Regions from separate parts of the Mus musculus genome. Here region 1 is linked to region 2. The links are chromatin loops, found by intact Hi-C in ENCODE. Cell type or tissue: left cerebral cortex. All regions are shown on one strand. Each heading gives the region's core, and the rest is flanking DNA. Links, peaks and the distances in the headings are about the cores only. Region 1 overlaps Gm11100 (predicted gene 11100). Region 2 overlaps Atxn7 (ataxin 7).

What was found. Peaks named below come from ENCODE experiments on the same cell type or tissue, not always from the same donor. Only the 100,000 strongest peaks of a DNase experiment are listed, where the experiment ranks them.
Region 1: a loop joins it to region 2, with 4 times the contacts of the local background. A loop is called at or near these places in 5 of 42 quality-filtered maps.

The regions. Positions count from the first base shown.
Region 1 is chr14:13,942,604-13,958,048 of GRCm38, forward strand. It overlaps Gm11100 (predicted gene 11100), which reads left to right. Exons shown (of 5, transcript NM_001370907.1): 3 at 948-1,072; 4 at 5,189-5,302; 5 at 5,692-6,955. The coding sequence ends at 5,892. It overlaps Thoc7 (THO complex 7), which reads right to left. Exons shown (of 8, transcript NM_025435.3): 2 at 11,936-12,053; 3 at 10,808-10,935; 4 at 10,473-10,559; 5 at 8,603-8,660; 6 at 7,696-7,762; 7 at 7,529-7,598; 8 at 6,409-6,724. The coding sequence ends at 6,657. Among named protein-coding and RNA genes, the nearest start is that of Thoc7, 11 kb to the right of the region's middle. In left cerebral cortex, for the core only: a CTCF peak has its summit at 7,996 (motif pointing left); a DNase peak (open chromatin) is centred at 7,987.
Region 2 is chr14:14,096,802-14,112,246 of GRCm38, forward strand. Atxn7 (ataxin 7) reads left to right here. Exons shown (of 12, transcript NM_139227.4): 11 at 3,134-4,100; 12 at 6,506-10,501. The coding sequence ends at 6,523. Psmd6 (proteasome (prosome, macropain) 26S subunit, non-ATPase, 6) reads right to left here. Exons shown (of 8, transcript NM_025550.3): 8 at 15,384-15,445. Among named protein-coding and RNA genes, the nearest start is that of Psmd6, 16 kb to the right of the region's middle. In left cerebral cortex, for the core only: no CTCF peak of the experiment used is centred there; a DNase peak (open chromatin) is centred at 7,627.

The DNA.
Region 1 (15,445 bases), core at 3,646-11,645, 150 kb before region 2:
ATTTTAGCTGGGTGTGGTGGCACACGCCTTTAATCCCAGCACTCGGGAGGCAGAGGCAGGCGGGTTTCTGAGTTCGAGGCCAGCCTGGTCTACAAAGTGAGTTCCAGGACAGCCAGGGCTACACAGAGAAACCCTGTCTCAACCCCCCCCCCAAAAAAAAAAGAGATTTTTTTATTTTTATATGTAAGTACACTGTAGCTGTCTTCAGACACACCAGGAGAGGGTGTCAGATGTTATTAAGGATGATTGTAAGCCACTGTGTGGTTGGGATTTGACCTCAGGACCTTTGGAAGAGCTGTCAGTACTCTTAACCACTGAGCCATCTCTCCAGCCCCTGCATTTGCTACTTTTAAAGGACCCAGGAACATTTCTTAGTACCCACATGGGGGCTCATAACAGTCTGTAACTCCAGTTACAGGCAATCTGATGCCATCTACAGGCCTCAGCAAGCACTATACACTTGATGCACTCATACATAAAATGAATAAATCTTTAAAAAATGTTTAAGAAAAGGCTCCTAGATATGAGACATCCATACTATGGTGTGTGAGTGACTGAGTCTTGGTAGCATTTCAGGAGAACAAATGTAAAGTCTGCTTCATGACACTGACTCAACCCTCATAGTTGAAGGTTCCTTTTCCTAATCCCTCATGGCCAAAGTGAGAACCAGGCAGGACAAAGTTATGTGTCTAAAGAAGAAATCACTATGTCAAGACTATGGCCATTACATGTGACAACTATGTAGAGCAGAAATCCTAACACCAGAAAAGCAAATCTGTTTTTTATTTTCAATCCAAGGAATAAAGTTTCCAAGGCAGTAGAGCTGCATATAACACCATCTGTCCACAGCGGTGTTATATGCAGCTTCCTAACTATTTTGCTTAGGAAGACTGTTTGCAACTGTGATCTTGACATAGTCTTTTCTCCTCTTCTTCCTCCTCTTTAAGCAACAATACAGCTTGATGTTGTAGAAGCAGAGACAGAAGAGGTAACTGGAGGAAATGGGCTTCTCCGCGCCAAGAGAACCACCAAGCGATTATCTGTGACATCACTTCCTTCAGGGCTGCAGAAGGTAAGGTGCTAGCATCAACTTGCTTCGAAAGACCTACATAAATTGGTTTCTCTGGGTGTCTTCATTGCTGTGAAGAGACACCATGACCAAAGCAACTCTTATAAAGGACAGCATTTAATTGGGGCTAGCTTATAGTTTTAGAGGTTCAGTCCATTATCATGGCAGGAAGCATGGCAGAGAAAGTGCTGGAGAAGGAACTGAGAATTCTACATATTGATCCAAAGGCAGCCAGGATCTCCTCTGCATTGGCCGGAGCTTGAACATTGGATCTCACAGCCCATACCCACAGTGACGGACTTCCCCTAAGAAGGCCACACCCATTCCAACAAGGACACACCTAATAATGTCACTCCCTGTGAGCCAAGCATTTAAATATAGGAGTCTATGGGGGCCAAACCTATTTAAACCACTGTTGGAGTTTGTCAAAAGACCCTCACACACAAAAACCACAGAGACCATCATTGATGCAAACTGCATGAGGATTTTTATTGATCCAACATGTTGGGGACCCTCCTCTCAGCACACATGCCAGAGGAGAGACCCAGAACAAAGAAAGAACACACTTTATATACCTTGTAAGGGGCAGATTTGGGAAACAACATAGCTGGTTCATTCTAATTGGTGTAGCAAGTAGCCTTTTCAGGCATTGGTTGGTTTGCATAGTGACTACCTTTGGCCTAGTGACTCACTTTGTTTGCCCCCATGGTAGGTTATTATGACTTGGTCAGCAAAGTAATAGTACATTTTGAACTTATGGGTCAGCTATTAACGTCACAACTATCGACAAGGTCAAGGTGGCTTGTGGTTTTTGTTTCTCAGAATTCAGTGTGGGGCGAGGTAAGGTGATTTCTCTGGGAGCTGCTATCTTGTTATGGTTATTTTTCTGAGAACAGTTCATTTTGTTTTGGCAGCTGTAGACTCAGTCATTTTGACTGTTATGTTTCTGAAAGTCCCTTAGGAGGGGAAGGGGCTAGGTGGTCTTGAACTTATTTTGGATATTACACCACCACACTGTGTCTTGACAAAACCATTTTCTAACTTCATTCACCCAGAGTAACCCCGTGCACCCTCTGCTTGTGCTTCCAAGAATTTAAGGTACAATAAGGGTAATTTCCAGATCAGATCTTTCTACTTCTGAGTTCAAATTATTCAGCTCTTCCAGTCTGCCCTACATTAATTTGGACCTTTGTGAATACTCAATGAATTGTTCAAAAGTTGAGGTCACACAGTAGGAATGTGGCTGACCTAGATGCTATGTGCATGGTGGTGTTGCCCAATTACACCCACAAGGCAGCTCATAACTGTGCCAGTCCCAGCGTATCTGACACCTTCACACAGCCATATATGCAGGCACAGCAATGGACATAAAATAAAAAATTTTTAAAAATTGGATGAGCCGGAATCTAAACGAAGGATATCTTTTTGTTTTGTTTTTTGTTGTTGTTTTGTTTTTCTTTCCTTTAGGATAGGGTTTTCTTGAGTTCCTGGCTAGCTTGGAACTCATTCTGTTGACCAGAGTGGGCTCAAACTCAGTGGTCTGCCTGCCTCTGCCTCCCAGGTACCACCACACCCAGGTATTTTATTTTTATTACATGTTTATTTGTGACGGGGCTTTGTACAACATGTGAAAAGTTTTCCTTATCTGTCTCTCTCCTTTTACCATGAGTCTTGGGGGCTCTAACTTAGGTCCTCAGGCTTCGGGGTACCTGTCCCCACAGATCCATACGGCTGACCCTTATCTTTGGAGAATATGAGACCAAGGTGTTCAGATTAAGGCCTAGTATTTTTCTCATGTTATTATTTATTTCTAGACAGGGTCTCACTATACAGTCCTGGCTGGTTCTGAACTCATTATGCAGACAAGGCTGGTCTCAAATTCACAGAAAAAGTGTATGACATTACACCCAACTTGGTTTTGTACTTTATTTTATTTTTTTTTAGACAGGGTTTCTCTGTATAGCCCTGGTTGTCCTGGAACTCACTGTGTATACCAGGCTGACCTTGAACTCAGAAATCCACCTGCCTCTGCCTCCAGAGTGCTGGGATTAAAGGTGTGCACCATCACTACCAGGCCCAGGGTGTTCTAATTGCTTAAAAAATTCAACTCAGAAAATGGCTGCAGTTCTCTAAGGCAGGCAGTCATACTGCCTCACTTTATGGATGACTCTGGGACTTTATTAATTGATGAAAGTGAGGGGGAGAGTCAGGCTTCCAATAAAGGCTGAGTGCTCCCATTCATAGTTTCTCCCATTTTTGTTTTCTTTCTTTCTTTCTTTTTTCTTTTTTGTGGTTCTGGGAATTGAATTCATGCCTAACACATAACGATCACATACTGGATCAATGAGCCAAACTCCTCCTCCCTCCCAGCTCCATTGTTAAATACTGTGTATTAAGTGTACAGTGTGATAGCCACCTGTGACAATACTAATTTGAATGGATGGAATTAAATATGTAGTTTCTCAGATGGGGTGGTGATGGCAACACACACCTTTAATCCCAGGAGGGAGAGGCTGGCAGATTTCTGAGTTGGAGGCCAGCCTGGTCTACAGAGAGTTCCAGGACAGCCAGGGCTTCACAGAAAAATGATATCAAAAAGCCCAAAAGTTCTAGTTTCTCAGTTACAATAGCCACTGAAGTACCAATAACCACATGTAGCTAGTGTCGTTTTGTACAGTAAACCACAGATAAACAGTTCTACCCTTGCAGAGGGGCAGAAGTTTCCATCAAATACTCTTGACTGTCACTCTTAGTACACAATAGTAGTTTTGAATTTTGCTTCTGAGTTATCAGGTGCCTCTATGTTCTAGGCTATTCCTGGGTTTACAGATTACAGGGGAGTCTTCTCATTGTATAAATGGCAGTGGCAGGAAGATGAAAATTTTTCGCTATAATTAAGGATTTCTAGGTACCAAAAGTAACACCCAGCTTGGTTTTGTATTTTATCAGAGGTTAGCACTTGGTTATATAGGGTTTTAACTAGCCCTCAGAATGCTCCCAAAATTATGTATGAATCACTTGCCCAGATTTTAAAAGTCGGACATTTCAAATAAAAATGTTCCTTTTGAAACTTCCTTTGGAAAACAGGAAGCTTCAGAAACAGAAACTTGTAGGGTTGTAGAGATGCTCTCTACAGAAGGCCTGTTCTGTTCGGGCCACTCATCCTCACTCAACCTGGTTGACTCAGCACCTAACTTTGCAATAATTATCCTGGGAAAGCACAGCAACACTTAGTAACCACCAATTACCGTAGATGCTTTAGAATCGTACTTAGCATGATGCGGTGCATACCTCTACTCCTGGCACTCAGGAGACGTGTGTGTGTGTGTGTGTGTGTGTGCATGTGTACCCAGACTGGGGCACATGGTAAGTTCCAGGCTTGCTTGGGCTTATATGGCAAAATCTGGAGTCAAAATAAAAACCCAAAGACCCAAATGGGATCTTTAGATGGATCAGGGCAAGTTCAGTGTGGGTCAACTAGCAGGCACTCAATGATGGCTCTGAGGCTTTCAAAGTGTAGGGCCTAAACATGACCTCAGAACCACTTTCTGCACAGCTGATCAAGTACAAGGGGAATGGAGAGAGGGGCCAGCAGGTTTCAGCACCCAGGAATGAGTTCCCACAGTGATGTTATTGGGGCAGGTACTTGTAATCAGTAAACCAGGGACAGGGGTAAAGTGCCAAGCATGGTCAAGAAGAATCCAGGCAAGGCTTCTTTATTTCTGGACTGCCATGGAGGTAAGAAAACCCAGAGACACAAGAAAAACTGAAAACTGGATTCAGTGTAATGAGTTTTTTTGTGGCAATGGCCCGTGTCAACCCAGTGTGCAATGTGTTCTGCAGGCTGAACAAACTGTTGTCTTTTCCAATGACTTGCTTTTTTCCCTGACACTGTCTATCCTTATGAACCAAATAATCTCATTTCTCTGCATCCTATAGAACTCTTTAAAGAGTACTCTGGGCACAAAGGAAATACAGGGTGTGCAGAGAATATGAATATGAATTTCAACTGTTACCTGGCAAACAATGACTTATCAAGAGAATGTCCGAGGGGGGCTACTGGTTGCTAGTGCAGAACTGACACATATCTTAATGGCATGTTTTGCATTTTGACAATAGGCACAATATTCATCAAAAAAGAGACCACACTTCCCAGCACTTAAAAAGAAGAAGCGGAGCATGGAAGCCATTCTCCAGAAATCAGAGCTGACCGTAGGCAAGCTTCAAATGCAGGTAGTGGGCAGACTCGCCTTTTCTGTCTCAGAAGCTCCCAAGGCCAGGCTTAACTGAACATCTTGCCCTGCAAGACAGCAAGGCGTGGTACCTAATTAACAAGTACCATTAAGAGATACTTAATGTCAGTGGGGGGTGTCTGAGAGTGGGGAAGGGACTGCTAAGGAGAACTAGGATGACACTGAGTCATATTAAACGAATTCCATTAACACAAGGCACACACAGGCTTGAGCAGAAATGAGGTCGTCTTAACCCCTGTGTGGTAAATCTGTTTTCAAGCTCTGTTTGCTATAAGCTGAATTAGAATTCTCCTTTGGCACTCTCAGAAAAAACAAGCACATCTTTGCTTTCAGCAGTTTCATTTCTTTGTCTCTTTGTGTCTATCATAGGTGGATGACCTCATAGAAACAGTGACTGACAAATCCATGAAGCTTCTGGAACAAAGGCACGCTGAGCTTAAGCAGTGTGAGTTTCTAGGGGCTGAGATCCTTCAGTCTTCGAAGCAATTCCAAAGGCTTTCCAAGAGAACCACGAGGAAGTATAAGCTGCGACGAGCATGCTTCCCATGCACCTGCTGCTGCTGCTGCTGAGTTCCCAGTACACAGCTCAGCTACCAAGGGGAGGGACCCTGCCTCAAACAGGGTAGACAAGCAGCAGCCAACGCTACCATCTGAATCTAGCCACATGCTACAGCAGGTGCACGCCCTCACACATAAGCATGCAAACATATGTACCATGTATGCATGCTCCCAAAGAAGTATTTTTTAAAAAGATTCTTTAAAACAAAATGATAGAAGAAGCATTTACCAACCACATTCCTCAAGGACTAAGAGAGAGCTGTAGAAAAGCAACACAGATGGACTGATTTCATACGACAGCCATTCTTAACAGTGTGAAAGCTTCCCCTACAATAGACCCACGCCATAAGTACTCATCATGGCCCTCTAAGGCCTACTCATGGACTCCATTTTCTCAAGTTTTACTAACATCTTCTAGAAATCTATTCATTTTCTCATGTGTATCCCAAACGCCATCTTAGATAATCCTTACCTGGTTCGCTAAGGCAAGTGTTAGCAGTTACCTAGAGTTTTGAATGAGCACAAAGATCCACCTTGAGACATTTTATTAAATATTTTCAGATGCTGATTTCTATGTTTAAGGATAAAAATGTATTTAAAAAATACATATATATGGGATACATTTCCGTTCTGTGAAGAAATATGAACGACACATGAATACTTGAAAGCAAAGTACTTCAATGCTGAAGTTGAAATATCCCAAAAGTACAACACACTGAACCCAGGAAGCCCATGCAGCTATTCGCTGTCCCTGTAAATGGCGACGGTCAGTCCATCTATGGCTTAGGGTCTGCTTCCATGGTGCTTTCTTGAGCTTCATCCACCTCTGACAGCTTGTCATCATCTGTAGTTAAGAAGACACAGAACCTTACTCCATGTCACCTACATTTTGTGCCTAGTAATGCATGAGAAGTTTTATTTTGCATTAGCAAATATGGTTATGTATGCAGCCCCTGCGCAACCCCCACAACGTAATTGTTATAGTTGATTATTTTTACATATTATTAAGAGCATATAATTTGTGTGATAGATTTCATTAAAACCAAAGAACTAAAATCTAGGTCTTAGCCTGATTAAAAAAAAAAACAAAAAAAAAAAAACCAAACAATCAGACATCAGAGAACACAGAAAATTCTACTTAGTTACAGTCACAAGAAAGTTCAAGTCTTTTTCTCAATGTGCCCCCATTTGCTAAGCATGCAGGCAGCGCCTAGCACACCAATGACTTACTGTAGTCTGACCCTGTCCCCATTACTCTTAAGGTTTTCTTTTTTTTGTTTGTTTTGTTTTGTTTTTCGAGACAGGGTTTCTCTGTATAGCCCTGGCTGTCCTGGAACTCACTTTGTAGACCAGGCTGGCCTTGAACTGAGAAATCCGCCTGCCTCTGCCTCCCAAGCGCTGGGATTAAAGGCGTGCGCCACCACGCTCAGCTTGAAGTTTTCTTATTACTAGACATATATGCAAAGCACAAATGACCACAAAAAAAATCATTGCTCTTCTGTTTGTATATATAAAGTTCAACAGATGAGGGTTTTCTAATGCCATCCAGATATACCACTCGATTCTGGAGGTAGACTCTCTCAGCAAAGGATTCCCCAATCATTTAAAATCTCCATAGGCAGTAACTTTGGAATGTTTTTTCACTTACTCTCCAATGTCTGTTGAAGTTCATGGATGGTACTAAGAAGAACGTGAAATTGTTTCCGTCTCAATTCCAGCTGTGTTAAGAAGAAAACAACTTATATAAGTTTGTCTCTAAATACACATACACACATACAAACAAACATGTAGAGGCTAACATATATATTCAAATACCTTATCTTCAACACTTTCTTTAATATGTGAGAGATGCTCTAATTCTTTGCCCAGAGCCTCTAGCTCCCTAGGGGGACAAAATAAAACAAAACAATGTCATATTTTGCTACTTAAGGGAAAACTTAAATAGTATTTTGGCCACAAAATAATATTCTGTAAATAAAAGGGTTTTGAGAGATGGCTCAGCACTTAAGAGCACTTGCTTCTACTTCAGAAGACCAAGGTTCTTTCTATTCCTAATACCCACACAGTGGCTCACAACTGTCTGTGACTCTAGTCACAGGGATCTGCTGCCCTCTCCTGGCTGCCATGGGCACCAGGCATGCAAGTGGCACCCATACATATATATGTATGCATAACACCCATTAAAAAAAAAAAGGAATCCAAGATTTTGAAACTGAGGATGATTTCCTAGCTCCTAAATTATATTATAGATACAAATTTTAAAATAACAAAATAATATAATTTCATAATTTATTTTAGACATATCTATTTGTATCTCTAAATAATATACAGTATTAGTATAAAATATTTGACGGAGTTTTTAATTTTCATAAATGATGTTTCAGAAAGTGTCTTTTCATTAGTGTCTTTTTTTTTTGTTGTTTACTGTTTGTGTATCTTCAGTGGTTTTAAAGATGTGCATGTAGCATAATCTTTATTGGTATTCAATACTCTGTTATCGTAAGAGAATAAAATACACATATCCATTTCCTCTGGGGGTACATTCCACACATGTTCTGAACCAATAGGGAGTGACCCGGAGATGGTAAGGCAGCGCAAGACCATGTGATACTAAAGGGTGATCCTCCCTCTGGGTGGTGGTGTTTATCTGAGAAGGTAGTGTGCAGTGTAGTTCTTCAGCACTGTGTTTGAAGGCCAGCTCCCGGTAAAGCTCTACACTCACTTCAGTGTCTCATGCCTGTCTGGGTGATGCTGGATCACTTTGGCCAAAGCGTCATATTCTGAAAGACAAGAAAATATTTGCCAAATTAAGGCACTTTTTAAACCTGGGTTATCAAAAAGAAATGTGTAAATGAAAATAACTCTTATTCACTTTCTTAAGGAAATGAGAATAATGTGGTCTTTGCACATGCCTTTGATCCCAGCACTTGTGAGGCAGAGGCCACTGGATCTGTTCGCTCCAGGCTAGCCTGATCTAAATAAATAGCAAGTTTTAGGACAGCCAGGAAAAATTACACAGAAACATCCTGTCTTGAAAAAGACCAAAAAACAAAGCAAAAGCAAGAAAACAAACCAAAGCAAAGCAAATCCCTCAATTCAGTCATAAGTATGTCATAATGACCTCATGTCCCAAGCAGGGGTCCTCACTCTCACTTCCGGTGTTCCAGTCATGTGACAGAATGAGAAGTGGGCAGCAGTGCACACAAGACTTAGGATCACCATCAAATGACTGATTCAAAAGTTCTTAACTTCCTCACACCCTCGTCAAAACAAACGAAGAAAATACATCTTTCTGGACCAGTTTCATAAATCTTAGATTCTATGAATCTAAGCTATAAAACCTCACATTTATCAAATAACAGCATTTTCTATTTCTGTTTAGTTTTTCACAATACTGTCATGGTTATTCTGTCTGTTTGTCTGTCTTCCTTTCTCTTTCATCTGTCTACCTATTTAATTTAGAGCTAAGTTTCTACTAGACCCAATTATGATACTCACTGATTGATTGATTGATGAGAGGTAGGTTTCCACCGAACCCAGGCTGACCTAGAATCTGTAACCTGCATGCCTTAGCCAAGTGATGGCAGTTCAAGGATGTGCCATAACAAACACTTCAAACACTGCTCTTTATCTTTGCCCAATTCATGTAATAGGCGCAATATTCCTACTATTAATTTCCACTTGGCAGTGGTGGCGCATGCCTTTAATCCCAGCACTTGGGAGGCAGAGGCAGGTGGATTTTTGAGTTCGAGGCCAGCCTGGTCTACAGAGTGATTCCAGGACAGCCAGGGCTACAGAGAAACCCTGTCTCAGAAAACCAAAAAAAAAAAAAAAAATCCAGGGCTAGAGAGATGGCTCAGTAGTTAAGAGGATATACTAATGTGTTACAGAACCCAATTTAGTTTTCAGCACTCATGTGTAGTTCACAACTGCCTCAAATCCAGGGATGAGATGGCCTCCATGGGCACCTGCTCTCCGCTGTACAGAGACACATGTATGACATTAAAATTACATATGTTTATTTTATTTTATATATCTGTGTGTTGGAGGGCTATGGCACAGTGAGGGACTCACTTCTCTTCTTCTACCACGTGGGTCTTAGGGCTTAAGCTCAGGGCGTCACGCTTGGTGGCAAGTGTTCTTGCCCACTGGGCCAACTTGCTGTCTCTTCACTTTAACTTTTATTAGGTAATTCTGTAGATAACATTTGTTTGCTTTGTGAATAATAAAAAGTTAAATTTCTTTTCCATTTTCTTTTTCTGAAAGTAGTTTCATTAAACTAGCAAATAAACACCTCAGTCTGTCATATTGTTCACATTTGGAGATTAACTGTAACACTGCTTAGGAAAAAAATCTATAGATAGTAAAAAATACTGAAATATTCTTGGATAAACAATAAAACTCATCAGAATAAAATCTTTTTCATCACACCTTGCCTTCTCTATGTTAAGTAACAGAGATCTAAGTATAAGTGTAATTGTATTTTCTGTAAACTGATTCATGTTGCAGAATTTACTTTTCAATATTAAAAACTTTATGTAACTTGAAATCAGGAATAAAATATCTGCAACCTAAATCCTTCAAATTCTTACCTTGTCGATTTTTTCGTATTCGTTTTGCTTGAAGAATCTGCTTTTTACACTCAGCAATTTTTTCATGTGCTCCAGCAATACTACATTCTATTTTTAAAAAAGATAGTTATAATAACATATATAATCTGTGCTTTTAAATAGACATTCCACTGATAACACAATAGACAATGGCATTCTAAAAATATCTACAACACGAAGTGCTGCATGTTATTATTCAACACTGTGGCTGCTGACAGCTGACTCTTAATTACTGATATTTTACTTTAATCCACATATTGTTATCAGATAGCTTTAAACCACAAAAATACAATTCCAGAAAGAATTACTATGTTTACCTATTTCTTTGTATATTTTTTCATAATTTTCCATTTCTCTGAGATTCATATCATATACCAGCAATGTTTTGCCCATTGAAAATTCACACTGGGACAGAGTGCTCAGCATGCGTTGGTACTGGCTATACCTATGAAAAAGAAAAAGGGAATCAAAAGGAATTGTACACTAAACCAAGTTCTGACAAAATTGCTTAACTTAGAACAGCTTAGAACATCTACTCTTACTATTTTCTTTGCTAGAATGCTGTAAGTGAATTTATAAGTTGTTCTGGTTACAAAGGCAAAATGAGACTACTGTGCTCATCTCATCTAAGCATTCGTCTGCATCTTAAATCCAACTATATTAAACCCCAACTATATTTTGACTAAGAGTTTCTTCAGAATTCTGTTCTCATCATTTTCATACTTAAGCAGAAAGTAAATCCAGCAAAATTAGTATAAAATTAGTATGTAATTATTAGAATGTGTGATGGTTTGTATATTCTCTGACCAGGGAGTGGCACCATCTGGAGGTGTGGCCTGGTTGGAATAGGTGTGTCACTGTGGGTGTGGGCTTAATATTCTCATGCTAGTTGCCTGGAAGTCAGTCTTCCACTAGCAGCCTTTGGATGAAGACATAGAACTCTCAGCTCCTCCTGCACCATGCCTGCCTGGATGCTGCCATGCTCCCACCTTGATGATAATGATCTGAACCTCTGAACCTGTAAGCCAGCCCCAATTAAATGTTGTTTTTATAAGACTTGCCTTGGTCATGGTGTCTGTGCACAGCAGTAAAACCCTAACTAATACAGTATGTAATTATTAGTATATAATTATTTTGCAGCAACTTAAATTTAACTTAACAAAGAAAAAACCTTCCTTTGCTAAAAGTAATCAAATTATTAAGCCTTCATTTCTTCTTTTACTAATGTCCTATCTGCATATTATACAAACATAAAGGAGACCTCCAAATAGAAGAACAGAAAAAACAAAAAAAAAAAAAACAAAAACAAACAAATAAATAAACCAAACTTCTGATCAGTCTAGAGGTGGCCGCACTGGACAGATAAGGTAAATTGAACTATTTAACATGGCCTTAATAAAGTTCCACCAGGATACTGATACAGAAGCGTCAGTGGAATAAAGTACCCTTCCTCTTGGGATCCAGAGTTGCACCATTTAATGAAGCTTTTCACGAGGAGATTAATTCTCCGATCATCCCCAGCACCATCTCCATCAATCAGAAGACGTTTCCGTATAACTTCGTCTGGAGGAAAAAAGATGAATGAGAATTAAAACGAATATTTGGTTCTGAGCAACTCTCAAGACAACAGTATATAACTACTCATTTGCTCAATGAAAAGAAAATTACTGAAAAATAAATACATTTAATGCCATCAGTTGAGGTGAACACAAAAATGATAAATTTTACGTGCATCTTGACACAATTAAAAATCTTTCTTCTATTTTTCTCTTCAAAGAAAAGTGATTGTCCAAGGTATATCTGCCTGTCCTAGGGGCTGAGGTCTTAGGTAAAACTCTACCCTCACAATTGGCATTCTATGGGTTGTTGAGAGGAAATTTTCAGGTATATCAGAAAGGCTAAGTCAATAATTGTTAAGAGAACTACTTTTGAAGCAAAAAAAGAAAAAAAAATGAAAAGAAGAAAAAAAAGCTGTCTAAAGTAAAGGAAGCCAGAACTGTGCAGATCTTCAGCTAAGTAAGGCACTGACAGAAAGAACTGAGAAAGTTTCCTTCCATGTAGTATCAAGTTACAAAAAAGAGTAACAGGGCAGAGAAAAAGGAAAAGATTCATGAAGTAACACAATTTCCTTGTTAAACACTCCAAAACAACACTGTCTCATCCTTTCTGAGAGCCAGTGCAGGCTGACCTGCAGTTCACTGTGCAGCCTCTGCTGCCACAAGATGGGATAACAGGTATGAGCCTGACTTCCGGGTCTCATTTTTTACACCAATGCAAAGAGAAAATAGAACATAAAAGTAGTGCAAAATGATGCTGAGAACAAATGGGGTTCAACCAGCCTGAGCTAATGTGTGTGTGTGTGTGTGTAGTATGTATGTATGTATGCATGTATGTACTTAATGTATGTGAGTGCATACATGGTCACTGTCTTCAGGCATACCAGAAGGGGGCATCGAATCCCATTACAGATGGTTGTTAGCCACCATGTGGTTGCTAGGAATTGAACTCAGGGCCTCTGGAAGAGCAGTCAGTGCTCTTAACCATCTCTCGAGCCCCTGAGCTAGTGTTCTTACCAGAACCAAGTAGTGCTGGGCTACAATCACAAAGGCAAATGAAAATGGAGAAAAATCATTTCCTTCTACCAGATCATAACTCAGTAATCAAACTATTGCCAAGACTTCCATCACTGTACTTACTGTTACACGTGTACACGTGGATACAGTTAATCATGTTACACATGTAGGCGTGGATACAGTTAATCACGTTACACGTGTAGACATGGATACAGTTAATCATGTTACACGTGTAGAAGTGGATACAGTTAATCATGTTACACATGTAGGCGTGGATACAGTTAATCATGTTACATATGCAGACGTGGACACAGTTAATCATGTTACACGTGTAGACGTGGATACAGTTAATCATGTTACACGTGTAGGCGTGGATACAGTTAATCATGTTACACATGCAGACGTGGATACAGTTAGTCATGTTACACGTGTAGACGTGGATACAGTTAATCATGTTACATATGCAGACGTGGATACAGTTAATCATGTTACACGTGTAGGCGTGGATACAGTTAATCATGCTACACCTGTAGACATGGATACAGTTAATCATGCTACATATGCAGACGTGGATACAGTTAATCATGCTACACGTGTAGGTGTGGATACAGTTAATCATGCTACATATGCAGACGTGGGTACAGTTAATCATGCTTGAAAGGGGTATACTTATATCCTGCCCCCAGAAAAAGTATTTTGAGTTTTGACCCAGGCTCTCTCTATGCTGAGGAGGAGCTTACTCTGAAACTGCAGCAGAGGCTGGAATTACGGATATGCAGCACCATGCACAACAGACATAAAGAGATGTTTTTGTTTTTGTTTTTTTTTTTTTTTTGATAGTAATGCCTCTAACATTTATTCTTTTTTTTTTTCCATTTTTTATTAGGTATTTAGCTCATTTACATTTCCAATGCTATACCAAAAGTCCCCCATACCCACCCACCCCCACTCCCCTCCCCACCCACTCCCCCTTTTTGGCCCTGGCGTTACCCTGTACTGGGGCATATAAAGTTTGTGTGTCCAATGGGCCTCTCTTTCCAGTGATGGCCGACTAGGCCATCTTTTGATACATATGCAGCTAGAGTCAAGTAAAGAGATGTTTTTAGCAGTGTTGTTTGCAGTACAATGACTACAGACCTAAACATTGAGGCTTGTTAAATTATGATGCATTCAAATAATATTAGGAGGATAATGCCAAAACAACCTCTTTAGATAATTAAAGTAACTTCTGAGAAGCAGAGGATGTTGTCCAATGTGTAGAAAAAAAAAATTCAGAAAATATCTCTGGAGATAATCACAGGTAATGAACAATATTAATGATTGTTTCTGATAAGCAGATTACAGATGGAAATGAGAGATGATTTTCTTAGATACTGTTTTATCATTTTTGTTTACCTTCTGGGTTTTCACGTTCTTTTAAACTCAGTTCATTATGCTTTGAATACAAATGTAAAGGATGAATACTCCTGGAGATCCTCCATGCGTCAACAGCAAAGTCTCTGACAAGAGCTCCACTGTGAAAGCATAAGGGTGTAAGCACGAGTGCAGTGGGGACAGGCCCAAAGGACACCCTTAGCAGAAACCTTTAGAATAGCTTTCTTTGAAACGTTGTTCAAAGTACAGATTTATCTGATCATCTAAATGTGTTTTAAAAATACTAATGTTTTCAAGCTTTAATTACCAAACAACTTGAAGAGATCAAGGTAAATAAGACATAGTCCTTAAAGAGATTAAAATGCAGAATTTCTGAGTACACACACACACACTCTCACACACACTTCTGTCACACACACATTTTGGGACAAGGTCTTGCCCTGAAATTTGCTGGCTTCAAACTCCCAGAAGTTGTCTGCTTCGGTCTGTCAAGTGCTGGAAGGAAAGGCACACCTTGGGCTGGAGACAGTTCAGTGGTTAAGAATGCTCACTGCTCTTCCTGAGGACCCGAGTCCAGTTCTCATCACCCACCTGGGATGTCAAACATAAATGCAGAAGGAAACAGAGAGGGACTAAATACCTCCAATATTAAGTCTGGTAACTAAAAATATTTAAACTATGCTTTGTGACCATGCCAGCTGTACACTTTAAGTTCTGTGCATCATTACATAAGAATGTAGTATTACTATTTATAAAGGTTTTGCAAAATGTGCACAAGTCAAATAAACCAAATCAATAGCCCCAACCAACTTAACCTCCTCTGGTAGCTCGGACTATCCTGGCTCTGCCTTAGTCTCCTAATGGCTGTTACAGGGCTGAGGTACCATGACTGACTGACCAGAGTCTCTCTGTGTCGTCTTGGTGGCCCTTGAACTCACAGACACCATTCAGCCTTTACGTCTGGAGTGCTGGGATAGGAGGCGTGAGTCACCACACCCAGACTGACTG
Region 2 (15,445 bases), core at 2,852-10,851:
AAGCTTTTCTGAGCTGAATGGGTCTGGAAGAGCTGTCACTAGGGAGTAAGCAGTATTGACTTTCAGGAGGAGAAACCAGTGTGTACCTAGTCAGAAAAGATGATGACTGAGAGAGAAAAAGTAAGTATATGACAAAACCCAGAACACCAGGAGGTCCTGGCACTCTGGGTGCAGTAGCAGTAACTTGGGTAACATTTTAAGGAGAAGAGTTGGGAGCTTGGAGCAACTTCCCACCTTGGAGGTTTTGGGTTTTGGTATCCTGGAATGGAATGCAGGGTCTTGGGCAGAATAGCTAAGTATTTATCGCTTAGCTGTATCACCCCACCTTTGAAACATCTTGTATAGTACTGTGTATCCCAGTGTTTACTAAATAGATTGTAAGAAATAGAAGGGGATCCTTGGCCACAAAACTTGAATTCATCATTTCCAGTAAGCTCATTTTTATACAACACTTCTCAAACACATTTTGCAACTGTCAAAGCAGGAGATATTTTTGTATACGGAAGATCATTTCTAAAGCTCTTTCGCCCAGGAATGTCTTTTAAAAGAATATTTTGGGAAAGCTTGTGTTCAGTGAGATATTTGATTGCAGGGGACTCTCAAGTCTTTCCCTGTACATCCAAGAACCACCGCTGCCCAGTACCTCTAGAGTGGGCATAGTGAGGCCGTTTGCTTTCATGGTTTGGCTTCCTGATAGTCAGGTACAGATGGTTGGTGCCTTACTGTCTGGTGAAGAAGTTTTATTTCCACGACTGTTGACAGGACCTGGGTCTGTGCACTTGGCAGGTAGGACTCAGGGCAGCAGCATGGGTCTGCTTCCTTCCTTCTGCTTCCCCTGGATGTAGAGACAGCGCTCCTTCTTGCACTGGGACCCTTCCCTGCTCTGATGAGCTCCACAGTCAGTGGAGGAGCGGAAGTGGTTTTGGTTCCTAGTGGCTGTGTGCACAAATGCCGTGAACTTCTGGAAAAGCAGGCTTCCAAGGTTGATTGGGCTGCCTGCTTTGGCATGCTCTGTCAAGGATGACCACCTCCTTATCCACCCCCTGCTCAGTAGCATGAACTCTCTGCCTTATGTGTTTAAGCCACCGTCTTGTCATGAGGCCACAAGTGACCTTGATTTTATGCTTTCCCAGTATCTACCTCTTGGGTGCTGGCATTGCAGGCGCACCATGGCTGGTTTTATGTGGTGCTGTGGGTCAAAACCCAGCCTTATGTATGCTCTGCCCAACTGAGTTACATACATCTCTAGCTCCATGGCCTGTTTTGAGAAATCATCGCAGCAATGGGGAAGATGTGTGTTTCAGTGATGAGCAGATACAACAGTCTTGAGGCAGGCAGATAGGCATATGGATTGGGACACAGCTCTCCCAGGCAGGAGCTCTGTAAGTTGATTTCTAGGCAGCTTGTCCCCACAGACCTTCATATACTGGGTGAGCTTAGCACCTTTCACCCAAACAGGAACTGCCCTATTTAAAGCAGCATTCTTGTCCCGTTACCCTTTAGTTGCTTATTCCAGTAAACGGGTGTCAGTAGAGACAGAAGGTGAACCTAAAACACATCCCCTGTAGCTCCTGGGTACTCTGCGCAATTGTGGAGTTTGACCAATGCTTTTTCTGGAGCATTGCCGTGACTCAAAAGCCATCTCAAGCTCCTGTGACTTCTGTGCACCCTAGCCCTGTATTGGTCTGGGAATGGCCTGGGGTGTCACCGAAAGGTATTTTTACAGTTCAGAATGTCAGTTCCCCTGTCTCCACATAGAGTACTCTGTTATTTTCTTGAATATATTTACTTAGCTTTTTAGAGCCTTTAAAAAGAGAAAGCAGTTATATTGTTTCAAGACGTTCAGATGCTGCCTGTGGAGGAAGAATTTCCCCCCAGGATTTCAGAAGGCCTGGTTTTTAAATCTCAGCCTCACGAGCCACCCAGTGGCTATCGTCAGTTACTGCATCCAGTAAGCAACCTACTCTTGAGTCCCACGATCCACCTAGTGGCCGTAGCCGGAACTGCATTCAGTTAGCAACCTACTCTTGAGAGCTAGCCTGGGTACCTTGTGGAGATACTGATTCTAGGAATTCACATTGTTACAAACCTCTCAAGCAATACTTGTGTGTCTCACAAGGATAGAGCCAGGCTTCTTATCGTGGGATCCACATTGCAGTCTGTTAGAGAGATCTGAAAATTGACTAAGGTCTGTGTACTCTCTTGAAATTTCCTGTATCATAAGGATCATTACTTGGCTCCTGAGATGGCATCGTCAAGCTTTCGAGTGGTTGGGATCATGGCTTGCACCTCTGTCCAGCTGTTACCACCTGAGCTTTAATGCTACTATCAGGCTTTCTAGGTTTTCTTGTTCTTTTAGGCTGTCACATTTTTTAAATTTTTTTTTTTTTTAAACTCAGAGTTAAAATAAAAGGGAGAGCTCCTGTGTTTGACTCTCCAGATAGGTTTCTCATCCCCTACTGAGTACTTTGCCCAGGCGTTATGAACAAAATACTTTGTTATAACACTCAAACAAGTCTGCTTTGGATTTGTCTCCTGTGCAGTGTCCTGGCCGGTAGTCACAATCTGCCTGTTGATGAAGTAACTCGTTCTTGCTTGAATCCTTACAGTGTTTGGATACTAGATTCTAGGCCGTATGGGTAAATGGTACATAAGACGTCTGTTACAACATCTGAAAAGGAGTAGATGATTTACAGTCACATATTAAAAGTCATTTCCAGGTCTACAAAGTCTATCACCAGGGGCCTTAGACAGATGCAAGCAAGGCATGGTGTTCAGTGCAGACTTCTTCACGTGATGAGTTGAGAGTTCTTTCATTGTGGCTTGTGCTTGAGGCTTAAGAAAGAGTGCTTGCTAAGTGTCAGCAGTGGAGGTCTGAAGCTAGGGTTGTAGCGTGTGAACTCTACATAGACAGAGTATGCTTCCACGTTCCCCAGGAAGCATAAAGAACTGGAAGGAGCAATCCATCAGGACTGAGTCTGTGTTTTTAGATTGATTGATCTTGGTGAGAATATGTTTCTCAATACCAAATATAAAGGGGTGCCCATCCAAAACCATTCATGGCAGCTGTGATTATGGGAAGTATGTGTGACCAGCTTTGGTAATTCTCACCCATCATATCTCCTTTTTACAGGAAAATCCCACCAGTGCCCTGTACCACATCACCTGTTTCTGCCCGTGTTCCTCACCGGACAAATTCTGTGCCGACATCACAAGGTGGGATCAGCTACTTAGCAGCAACCACTGTCTCCGCGCCTCCAGTCCTGCTGTCGTCCACCTGCATCTCCCCAAATAGCAAATCGGTACCAGCTCATGGAACGACGCTAAATGCACAGCCTGCTGGTTCTGGGGCGATGGACCCTGTGTGCAGTGTGCAGTCCAGACAAGTGTCGGCTTCATCCTCACCCCCCTCCACGCCCTCGGGCCTCTCTTCCGTCCCCTCTTCCCCTCTGTCCAGAAAACCTCAGAAATGGAAACCTAGCAAGTCTATAAGGCCCAAGGAATCTTCTGCTCTCAGCACTAACTGTCACAATGCCAGTAGCAGTACCAGTGGTGGCTCAGGAAAGAAACGCAAAAACAGTTCCCCACTGTTAGTTCCTTCTTCCTCCTCTTCGTCATCCTCCTCCTCCTCCTCTTCTCATTCCGTGAACTCTTTTAGGAAAAACTGTGTGGCTCACTCTGGGACTCCATACCTGTCAACAGCACCATCTTCCCACAGCATCGGCCTCAACTGTGTGACAAATAAAACACACTCGGTGAGCCTCCGGCATGAGCAGGCAGGGCGGGGTCCCGCTGGTGTGAGCTCTGCAGAGCCCATCAAGAGGATGAGTGTAATGGTGAACAGCAGCGACTCCACTCTCTCTCTCGGCCCATTCATCCACCAGGCTAGTGAACTGCCTGTCAACCCACACTCACACACTCCTCTAGACAAACTCATAGGGAAGAAAAGAAAGTGCTCTCCAGGCTCTAGCACTGTTGGCAACAGTGGCAGCAAACCCACAAAGGTTGCCAAGTTGCCAGCTATGAACAACGTCCACATGAAACACACAGGCAACATCTCAGGGGCACAAGGATTGACGAACAATTCCCTCCTCCATCAGGTAGGAAGTGGACTCTGATCTGGACGTGTTTGTTGCCTCTTTCTTGGGGACTTTGGCCAGTTCTGAAAATTCTGGTTGGGTTGGTTGGTTTGCCTATAATGGATGCCCAGCTTTCGTGGTAATCTTTAACAGAGGAGAGCCCATGTCCGTGTGAAGGGGAATCTCCTCCGAATGTCCAATGCCTTGCAACAGTGTTCCTGAGTAAGCGTCAAGCAGGAAAGGTTATGCAGAGAGGCAATATCCTGATGCTGTTAGAGATGGAGGCAGAGAGCATTGTCTGTCTGCACAGACATTCCAGGCTGAAGTCAAACTGACGTAGTAAGCAACAATGACTTAAGACAACAAAACAAACAAACAAACCAACAAACCAACCTTAGGATGCGTCTCCTCTTGAGCAGTTCCAGGCATTCTGGTTAACTCGCACCCCTTTCTATTTTCAAGAGAGTTAGGGGAGAAGATTAGTGCCGGCGTGGCTGGAGCTTGACGCCTGTTCCGAGTGCATACTTAGAAGACAGTATCGTGCTTCCCATGAGCGGGAGGTGGCTAACTGGGTTCAGAGTAGTCGTGACTTCTTGTGCTGTGTCTTGTCTGTTCCTGGCTTTCCATTGGCTCCTTCTGACTGTCAGTCACACAGTTCTGTGTTCCAGCCTCTTTTGCACCACTTCCAGCTCATCTCTCATCCTGTTATTTCATCCATCAGGATATCTTCTCTCCTTGCTTACGAACAGGAATTGCAGAAGCAGCACCCCAGAGCCCTGACTTAAAAAGTGAGGCTCTCTTTTATGTTATTTTCCCTTTTCCTCATCCTCAGAATTTAACTGCTTAGGGATTTTTCAGAAAATAAGAAGGCACTTCCTATTGTAATTTACTTTTTTTAGTATTTATGTGAATTGATAATGTCAGAATTACTGGGGGAGATAGCTACTTATTTTCAAACTGGCTGCTTGTGTTGGCCTTATTGCAAATATGAACTTTGCTCTTAGTGTGTTTTGTAGTTACTCATAGTTATGATTCATGTAGCAGAAGTACAAACACAGCAAGAAACAATATACTCATCCCTCAGAACTGCCTCTGAGTGTAGTATCCTCCCAGGAGAGGGGGCAGCATTGTACCCCACCTTCATGTAGACCGTTACACTTGTGTTCACCTTACTTCTCCTCACAGGTAACTGATGGGAATGCTGAAGGTTGAGGTGGTCGTTCTAGACAGCAGGGACTAACAGTGCTTAGGGAGGGTGGGCATGGGTATTGTCCCACGGGTATGTAGCAGCTCTTTCCTGTCTTGTCGCCAGTTTAAAGAGAAATTGCAGAGCTGCGCTCACATGTGAATTTTCTCTTTACCACCCCCACCCCCCCATTTTAAAAGTCAGCTACAGCTTACGTACCTGTTGGACAATTTGGGTCATGATCCCAAAGTGTTTTCCTTCTGCCTGTTATGATAGGGTTGGAGCTCGTCTCCAAGAAGACCAGGTGGTCTTTAAATTTAGGTTCTGAAAATCAATCTCAGCTCAAGATTACATTGTAGAAAGATTTCCTCTGTTGAGGATGTTTTTGTTTTTGTTTTTATTATTATACTTCACAAATCCTAGGAACCCTGTGGCTTCCAATCAGAGGACATATGTGAACCTTACAAGCTGTTTTTCAACTTTATCTGTCAGTGGGAGGAATCTTACAGCTGCATACAAATCTCAGAACTCATGACTTAAAAGTACTTTAAAGAATGCTATCCCTAAAACGGCATGATGGCACATGTATTAAATCCCAGCATTCTAGAGACAGAAGCAAGCAGGTCTCTCAGGGCTACACAGAGAGACCCTGTCAGAAAACAAAATAAACACTTTTTGTAGAGAAGTAGAAATCACAAGTTTGCTATCTCTTGTGGAGGATACTTGTGCTTGGATTGGCTAGTCTCTGAACAGAGAAGTGAAGTACAGAGCCCACAACATAGCAGTGTGTAGCCCCTCCCTGGCCTGCAAATCCGTTCTTGCTTGGCTTCTAGATTTTAAATTACCCCGTGGGAAGGCCAGAGTTCTCTCCCTATGCTGTAAGCAGTGCCTTGGGTTTAGACCTCCAGACCTGTGTGTTAGCACATCGAGTTTTCTGAATTAACAGCCTAGAATACCTTCAAGGACACAAGTTTAAAAAATGAAAACAAACAAAAAATTCCACCTTAGATTAGAAGGAAACCGGAGGGCTAGACCTCCACACAGCGGCCTCTTGTTGCCCGTTTGTTTTTGGTTTTGTTTTTGTTTTTTGAAAAACAAAGCTTCAGGCTGGTCCTGTAATGGCTTTCCCCGACCCCAGCAGGTCAGGGAGCTTAGGTACGGGATGATACCCTGGTGTAGAGTCGGGAGCACTGCATCCAGCCACTTACTTATGTATCTCCTCATCCCTCTGTTTTGAAAGCCAAAGGCACGACCCTGACAGCTGACAGTACCACTGGAAGGAATAATCCAGACATTTTTGAAGACAAGCTACGCCTCTGCTCAGCACTCTGGACTCCACGATGCCTTTGAGTCTCTTTTTCTAACTCCTGTGGGCCTTCAGGGTAACCTCTGGCTGTTTGACAAGGATTTCCCGAAGCTGTGTCTGTAGCAGTGAGTACAGGTAAAGAACACTGGATCACCTCAGCCACCGGATTGCTCTCAGTGTTAAAGTGGTCTGGACTGCTTGCTCCCAATCCGTGAGAAGTTTGTGTTTGTATTGTGTTTTGTTTTGTTTTTTCATTTGGAGCATATCATGGAGTCACTCTTGAAGTAGATTGGCTGGGGAGGATCATTTCTGTAGCCTTGCCTTCCTTTTTCTTTGCCATCTGTCAGTCAGGCTCCAGAAGGTAGGCACCTTAACTGGAGACTGAAGGCCTCCAAGGAAAGGGGAGTGAGCTGCATCCTGAGAGCCTCCTAGAGGATACCTGGCTTTAGAGTTTTATAGCGCTGTTGAGGAATAGTACACTGAGATGTTTGTTGGTCAGTGCGTCATGACATAGTAGCCCCGCACCTTTTCAGTTAATTTGGGATGAGAAGCTTATCAAGTTCTTCAGACGTGAGGACTGGCTCGAAGCTGCTGACGCCTGGATATTAAGTTTAAAGGATCTCAGAAGCTTAGTTTTTATGGTACAAAAGCATGTGTGATAGAAAGAGAGAAAGAAAAAGGAAGAATGAAGAAAAGAAAAATGGAAAGAGAGACAAGGAAAGCAGTTGGTGATGAAAAGCCAACTGGGACACTGGATTCAGGGAGGTGAGAAAATTTTCAAGTGAGGCAAAATTTGTAGGATTTCCAAAGAGCCTGACTTGTCTCGCTGCTGTGATTGTGTTGATCAGTGTGTCAGATTGGGTCATTGTCTTACTCGGTCTGCTTTTTGAGATTTGCCTTTTTAAAAGTTATTATCATGTCCTTAAAATTTCCAAGGCATTACTCCCACTTCCTCTTTGACTTAGTGTTTGAAGAAGTAAGTGTGAGTCTGTGCTTCCAGGCCTGCTGCCTGCCGTGTGTCTGTCCCGGCTTCCTGCCAGTCCAGTCGCTGGTTGTTTGAATGCAGGTGGGCTGAGGTGGGGATCCCCGAGAAAGGGTGCGTGCCACGGAGAGAAGCAGCTCGCAGAAGGGGGGGTGTTTACTAGTGCTCACCCTTCTCTGTTGTGACAGTGACAGCCATCTGTCTTCCTTTAGTGAGGCTTAACGCCCTCCTTAAGATTTCTCAGTGCCCCACTCCCAAAGAATGTTTAATGTGTTAACACATTGCTTGAAAAGACGTCTGCCAGTGAACTTGGGCATGATTTAGGGCCGGCCACTGTAACACCTCCTGCTCAGAGGACCGAGTCCTCGGGCTTAGGAAGAGTACAGCAGAGTGGCCTACAGGACAGCCCCCAAGGCTCCTAGCCCTGTCCTGGCCAGTGTCTGGGCATAGCCTTTCTCTACAGTTCTTAGATTACAAACTTGAGATTCAGGGAATTTCAGTCAACAGCAGGTAGAATGAATACATACTTGGTTACCAGCCTAATAATGTGAATTGCTACATTTACTCTTATTATGTAAGAACACAAAGACTTTATGCAGATACTTTAACTGTAAATTAATGGAAATGTTGAATTTTTTAAGGAAGGGAAAACAAAATCTTATTCACTTATTATGCAGTCAGTCAGTGAATGTTTGTTTTAAAGATGATACTAGAGCAGCTCTGAGGAGAGAGCCCAGATGGGCCAGTGTGGAAGTTAGGAGGCTCATCTGGTTGTCTCTCCTAGTGCTGGGCAAGGAGGAGAGGGAATCCAAGCTCACACAGTCATTACTCGATGACAAGTGCAATGGGGTATGGGGAAGATTTATTTTCAGAGCCGGGACTTGATGGTTATAAACAAAGTTGCTTTTAATGATGGAATTTATAGACAGATGTTCCAAAAGATGTGAATAGGAGCCACAATAGGAAGTTTATTCAGAATAAAGTAGATACTTAGGTTAATGAGTGTTATAATTTGATTCCTTAGACTGGGACTTTAATTGAACTTCATTATATCTCCAGGAAACACACAGAGCCTCCGGATTAGGAAAAGCCATTTTTTGGATTTTGCCTGCCACAAACAGACATATTCTAAACAGTGCTACTAAAGTTTAGACTGTTCAAATATTTTATTTTCTCTGACAACTACTTTTTATGATGATGAACAATTAAGACCATTTAAAATATGGGAGTACAAATATTTTTTTGAATTTAATCTTAACTTGCAAAAAACAAATTTGCAGTGCTTGGGTTATTTCTAGACAGACTTCGTTCGGTGTCAATTTAAAACCACCATAATTTTTTATATTCTTTCCAATAGAATTCATAACAGCTTCTGCAGTTTTCTTAAACTACAAAAAATAAAATAAAAAATAAAAAATAAAATAAAAGTGCTGCAATGATGAACAAAGAATTATAAAAAAACCTACTTTTGTATCTTTATTTTGGAATTTCTTGTTCTATTATAAATATGGAAGTATCCCTATTTCAGAAGACATATTTTGTTAAAAATGAATTGTACATATTTAAATAAGTATTTTTGCACAGGTCTTTTTTTCTGATATCCTGTTTTGGTACAATTGAGATCATCTAGTATTTATTTATTAATTAATAAAAATAAATACCTTTTTATAATTTGAAGTGGTTCACTGCCAAGCCAGTAGTTTAGAACCTGCCTCCTTTACAGTTAAGGGATGCCTCTGTTGTGTGGGAGTCGCTGTCCCTTTTAGTGTCTTGGGAGTGGTTTTATACAGATGAAGCGGGCACGGCGTCTCTGCTGCCTGATTTCCAAATAGACTACATGGAGCTAAGTGACACACTGCTTTTCCTTGTTTAGTGAGTGTGTGAGTGTGTGTGTGTGTGTGTGTGTGTGTGTGTGTGTGTGTATGAGAGAGAGGAGAGAGAGAAGGGGGCAGTGAGTGTTCCCACTTGCCCGCTTGCTCTCTGAGCACACCCGTGTTATTAGTATATGATGTGGTTTAAAACTAATGAGGAAACAAACAAAACACACTGAAAGTGCCTGAACCTAGTTTAAGCTCAGACAGACATCTTTAAAGACTTGAATGCTGAGTTGAACTTTTGGAGTTTGCTTTTTCCACCTAAATATTATTTCTTAAAGTTTTAGGGAAGAAGTTAAAAGCCACCAAGACTGGTGATTTTTATAAGGTATTTTAAAATTGAGACCTTTTGGTTCACAGTAATTTAACTGGCAATGGACTACCCAGTGCCACCAAGGGTTATAAACTGTTGTCAGCCAGCAACTGTTTTGTTATTCACAGTTTAAGATAGGATATTTAAAATATTTTGTATTAAAAAATACAAGAAGTACCTCTGAGAACATTGAAAAAATGTTTTAATTTGAAAAACAAAAAAGTAACTTATAAAGGCAGCTGTCTTCCTGTAAGAGTTCTGTTGCCAATGGACTTCTTCATGTCTCCATGCTGTCCTGGGTTGGGGAAGTTAGGCTTTGAAAAGTGATTGTTGAACGTTTTACTGTTTAAGAGAGTAATCATTTTTACATCTTATGTAAGACATTGTACGTTCTTCAGATCACTTAGGTGAGCACTACATACTGTCAGTGAATGCAGGGCCTTGAAAGGAACTTTTTTTTTGAGCTTGTTCATTAAAGCAATCTCCTGTGTTAAAATGTGTGGCTAGTTTGATCCATGTGTACCCATAATCCAGAGCGTCTCAGCTGGACTGTGTGTGGCTGCTGTGTAGAAATGAACAAATGTCAAGCGTAGAAAATGACTTTGGATATTTAAAGGAGAAGAAATATATAGTCTATTTGTTTTATAACAAGTTTCTGTAAATAAAATAATTTATACTATTTATAAGAAAAAGTTGTGTTTTGCTTTATGAGAAATTAGTTTGTTACTAAATGGGCAATAAAATTAGGACTTGTCAATAAATACGGCTGGCTGCATGCGTTTCTGCCTTGTCTAGTACCTTTCCCATCAGCTTTTCATCAGGCACCCTTTGCTTTTCCTTCCCTCTACTAGAGTCTCAGTTCTCTTGAGACCTTACAGTGTTCCCATTCTTGGGCAGAGAGCTCTGCCTTGGCTGAAATCGGTCCCCATGTAAGCAAGACAGTGTTGTATCCTGGCCTGACTCTGTATGTGCAGGAAAGGGAGGAGTTGGTAGTACAAAGACAGCATTCGGCTTCAGCCTGCTCATTTGTGAATTTGACAAATTTTCAGCACATTTTTACCTGCTAGAGAGGTTTTAAATCTGGAGCTCATACAGTCTTTGATTTTTTTTTTAAATTCTCTCCACTTACTATACATACAAATGCACTTTAGTTATATTCAAGGTACATTAATTGTATCTATAAAAAATCATTTAAAAATTTTTTTGGTTGTTGCTTAAAGGAAGCAACTCATTTATATATGAATTAGCCAAACTGGACTGACCCCTCAGTGCCTCATGAACTTCCTTCTCTGATGGCTTAACACGATGATCCAGTGACAAATCTCCTTGTGGACACATCACTGTCTTGGGCCATAAAAAGGGGGCAGGGGGCTTTCTTACTGCCTCTTTGCAAGTCATCCGCCCTGGATGGTAAGAAGCCATCTCAAGGGGCAGAGGTAGCAGTTTTGGATCTTGCCATATGGGATCTTACTGGCAGCAATGGATGAAAGTACAAACAGGATAAAGGTAAGATGAAATGTGGGAGATTATTCATGAAACTTGCTGCATAGAAGACACGGATGGAGCTGTGAGATTGTTGCTGTCATGACCCTTTATTCTCAGGAACATAAAGAACAAGTTCATACTGACTTGCAGATAACCATTGAAGCCCAGAGATTCTTCCTGGGTCTGTGCATCTGACACCTAGGTTATTGCAGCAGCCCGGAAGTCAAAGACAAATACTCTTCCCTATTTCTGACCTTGTTAGGCTCTTCAAACAGGTTTTTACTTTACAGTTCCTAATCAAAAGGCTGTCCATGGGGCTGCAAGGTGACCCACTGGGAACAGGTACTTGTTGCCAAACCTGAAGACTTGAGTTTGATCCCTATGATATACATTATAGATTTATAGACTCCTCCAAGCTGTCGACACATGTACCATAGCAAGCATGCATGTTCTCTCTTATACACAGAATGTAATAAATTTTCAAAAGCGGTCTCTTAAACTAGTCTCTTTCTGGTCTAAGAAACTCTTGATGTTCTTGTTGCTGCAAGCAGTTCACTAAGGTGTTGGTTTTGTAAAGCTGGTTATTGGTCCTTGTTACCCTCATTTAATACAGCCAAAGCTCCTGGGCTAAAGTGGAAACTTAGTCTCATGGTGCCCCATCGGGCAAAGTAAAATTCTCCCAGGAGAGGAACCTCAAATACTATGAATACTTTTGAAAATATCCATCCCTGCCAGTTCCCCCCAGAAGCTGCTGCAGAGAGAATTGGCAGGAGTTTGGGGCAGAAGTAAATTGCAAAGCTGCTGCTATGACCCAGGTAAGCACTGCTGAGTTCCTTCCTCTGCTAAGCGGGAGACTAATTCTGGAGATCTTCCAAAGACCTTGATGTCTAGTTAAGTTGATGAGATTTTTGAGTTTTCACCTGTAACCTGCGCAGAAGGCATGGCGTGCACAGAATGACATTGGCAGTAGAAATGGCGAATGTACTGGGGAAAAACAGATTTTAATTAGAGGTTAAAGAAATACTTGGCTCATTTTTTTTAACACAGGTTGGTGACGTCACATCTTCACATACAGGGAAAACAAACTCGCCAAAATGGGCCAGGTCTAGAATCTGGGCATGAATACATACAACTTAGCTTGACACTGAATCAGTTACTCTACCACACTTGCTTATGATTAAAAAACTAGCCATGATTGCTTAAAAATTGTGTGGTGGCCTTATTTTTTTTTTCCCTTAGAATACATCTAAAAAGGTCCATGCAACTCGTGATCAGCATGTAAGTGTGTGACACTGAATGCCTCCTTTGCTTTCCCAGCCTTAGTTTTCTGTGGGACATAATGCAGGAATTCCTGTAGTGGCATCAGTATTTAAAATGTAAAAATCAAAAGAAAGACTATCAAAGCCAGGAAGGATTAGTCTGTATAGTCAAACTTAGGTTTGTTGCAGTGTGTAAACTGTTAGTTGTTAAAACTCTTGGTCAGTTTCATGGCATTGGTTTAGACGACTTCCGCTTCTGTTGACATTCTTCACAGAAGCATGTTTCAAAGTGGATCTGGACTTTAGACGTCTGTAGAGTAAAATGAACCTCAATATTTTCCAGAGATTATAAAATAGAATCAAAGATGAATTTCTCTAGGAGTAAGATGGCCCAGTCATAGGGAGCTGGGCCTAGAACTGGCCATGTCTGCTTAATGTGGGGTGGAACTGTTTTTTTCATGTCTTGTAGCCATATTTCAGAGGTGTCAGGGGTTAGAGGGCTCAGCTAAGTTTAGTTCCCAGAACTCATAACCCCCTGTAATTCCAATTCTAGTACTTACCACAGGCCTCCTGGGGGCACCCCATATATATGTGGCACACTCACGTGCCCATTTGTGCACACACACACACACAAATGTTTAAAAAAAAAAAAGAGTTGGATTTTGGTTTTCAGCTCTAAGCTGAAACTTGAAGAGTTTATTCAGAATTTCTAAGTAATCTTAAACTATTTAACAGGGCCTCCAGTTTTGTATCCATGCAAATGGTGAACACAAAACCATCACCATGTTATTTGCAGAGACCTGTCCTTACACTGCTCTAGGCAGTGGGCACTTTTTAAAAAAGTAGTGCTACCTAGAGGTGCCTGGCTTTCTTTCTCAAAGAGCCTTTATTACTTTTCATGAAAAGAAGAAAAGTATTGATAACCCTTTTTGAAAATAGTTAAAACTGAGCACATTTAAGCGAGGAGGAGTGTGGGCAGAGCATTCTCTGACCTTAAAAGCCATAGTTGTCTTTCCAGCAGGCCAAGTCAATTTCAAGTGTGAGTTGGAAAAAACAAATTCTTTTTGAGTTAATACAGAGAATTCTACTAAATTTAAAAGGGCATGAAGTTTTTTTTTTTCCTTTTATTGAATATAGTTCTTTTCTCACATCTTTTTAAAAGTATGTTATTTTTTTAATGCTCATTAGTGTTTTGCCTGCACGTTTGCCCTTGTTAAGGGTGTCAGAAGCCCTGGAAGCAGTTGTAGACAGGTGTGAGCCGCCATAGAGGTGCTCTGGTCCTCGACCCCCACATAGTGTGTAGCTTGATTAGGGCTTCCCTCCCTTAGCTACTCAGTCTCTCCTTACCGCCCCTAGCCACGCACTGTGTCTCTCGTTAGAAAACAGATCTCTAAGGGGCAAAAGTAAAACATAAGACAACAGAACTAGAATTGGACAAAACAGCAGAAAGGAAATGGCCCAAGAGAAGGCACAAGAAACAGACGCCTTTGTCTACACTCGGAGTAAACTGGAAACCATCATACACTTCTGCAGAGCCTGCCACTCTTCCCAGTCTGACTTCGGGAGCTGTCTTTATGTCTAGTCAGTCCCCCAACCCCTCTGGCTTATAGAAACTGGCTCTCCCACAGAGATCCCGAAGCCTTGAGTGGGAGGGATTTGCTTTAGTGCTGAGGAACAAGCACAGTTCTTACAGAGACTGCACTCAGTGACTCATAGTTCTTTCACTTCTAAATATATTTTATAATTACTCTTGACCAAAGGCCAAGAAGAAATCAATCAGGTAATTAAGACATAAATCTCTACCTTGTTGTTTTTAAATACTTTAGGAATATCCAACAGGCTGCCTCCTTCCTATCCAACATCCTGGAGCTGCAAGAAACTACTTTCAAATACAAGTCTGGCAATACATAATATTACCTATACTGCATACCAGGGACCACTCTTTCTGAGGACATGGTCTTGACTTTGAAGATAATGTAATATTTTGTCATGATTTTCCATCCTATTGTAATGATCACTGCAGAGTTTTTCATGGAGAAATGCTGAATTATTACCAATTTCCAGTCAGGTGAGATGTGTTTTCATTCCTATAAATAAACATGTTCTTAAAACACCAGGAACTTTTCTCTGCCCTCCCTTGCCTTTTATGGTGAACTCATGGTTTGCCTCCATCAGGATGCTTTAAGATAACAGTCACCTTTAACTCAGGGCTTCCGGGATGGATCTTCACCTCATTTTCTTTTAGCCTCTCCTGTCTCACTAATCGTTTAGCAAATCTTGTCGCCTCTACTTTGTAAGCACTCAGTACACAATGACATAACAAAACACTAAGTCCAACCTGATCATCCTTCGCTCAACATGTCCCACTTGTGTAATTCAGAGTTCCCTTCACAAGCTGTACCCCTCCCTTTATATGCTTTTATATTTTTATAGCACTGACCTCCCCTCCCCGACTCCCCTGCTTACAAGGATCAATTCCAAAATAAATACTCATTTTGCTAATATTTCTACAGGATTTTGAGAATCTGTCTTTAGCTAAGTCATATTCTGGCGTCCAGTTCATGCAAGCTTCTGTGAGGGAGAATGTATTTAGTTTTGTAAGATTGCAAGAAAAACTTAGTACTTTATCTTCTTTCATATTCAGTGGGAACACTGCTGCACTGTGGTTTGGAGCACCCGGAACCCTGTACTTTACACCAAGAGAGAACGGCTCTATGAGCTCCCTTCACTTGCCAGCAGGCAGAATCCTGGTGACTAAGTCTCACTATAACCTCCAGATTGTGGACCACACAGATAGATAGGTAAAAGACAAAGAGCATTTTTCATTAATAACTGAAGCGGCATTAGTGGACCCAGTACTTAAAGACATGTATGTTTAAGAAAAAAAATTAAACAGAAAGAAACAAATGACATATTTATTTGATGCTGTTGAAGTGGGCACACAGTGAAGAAGTTAGAAAA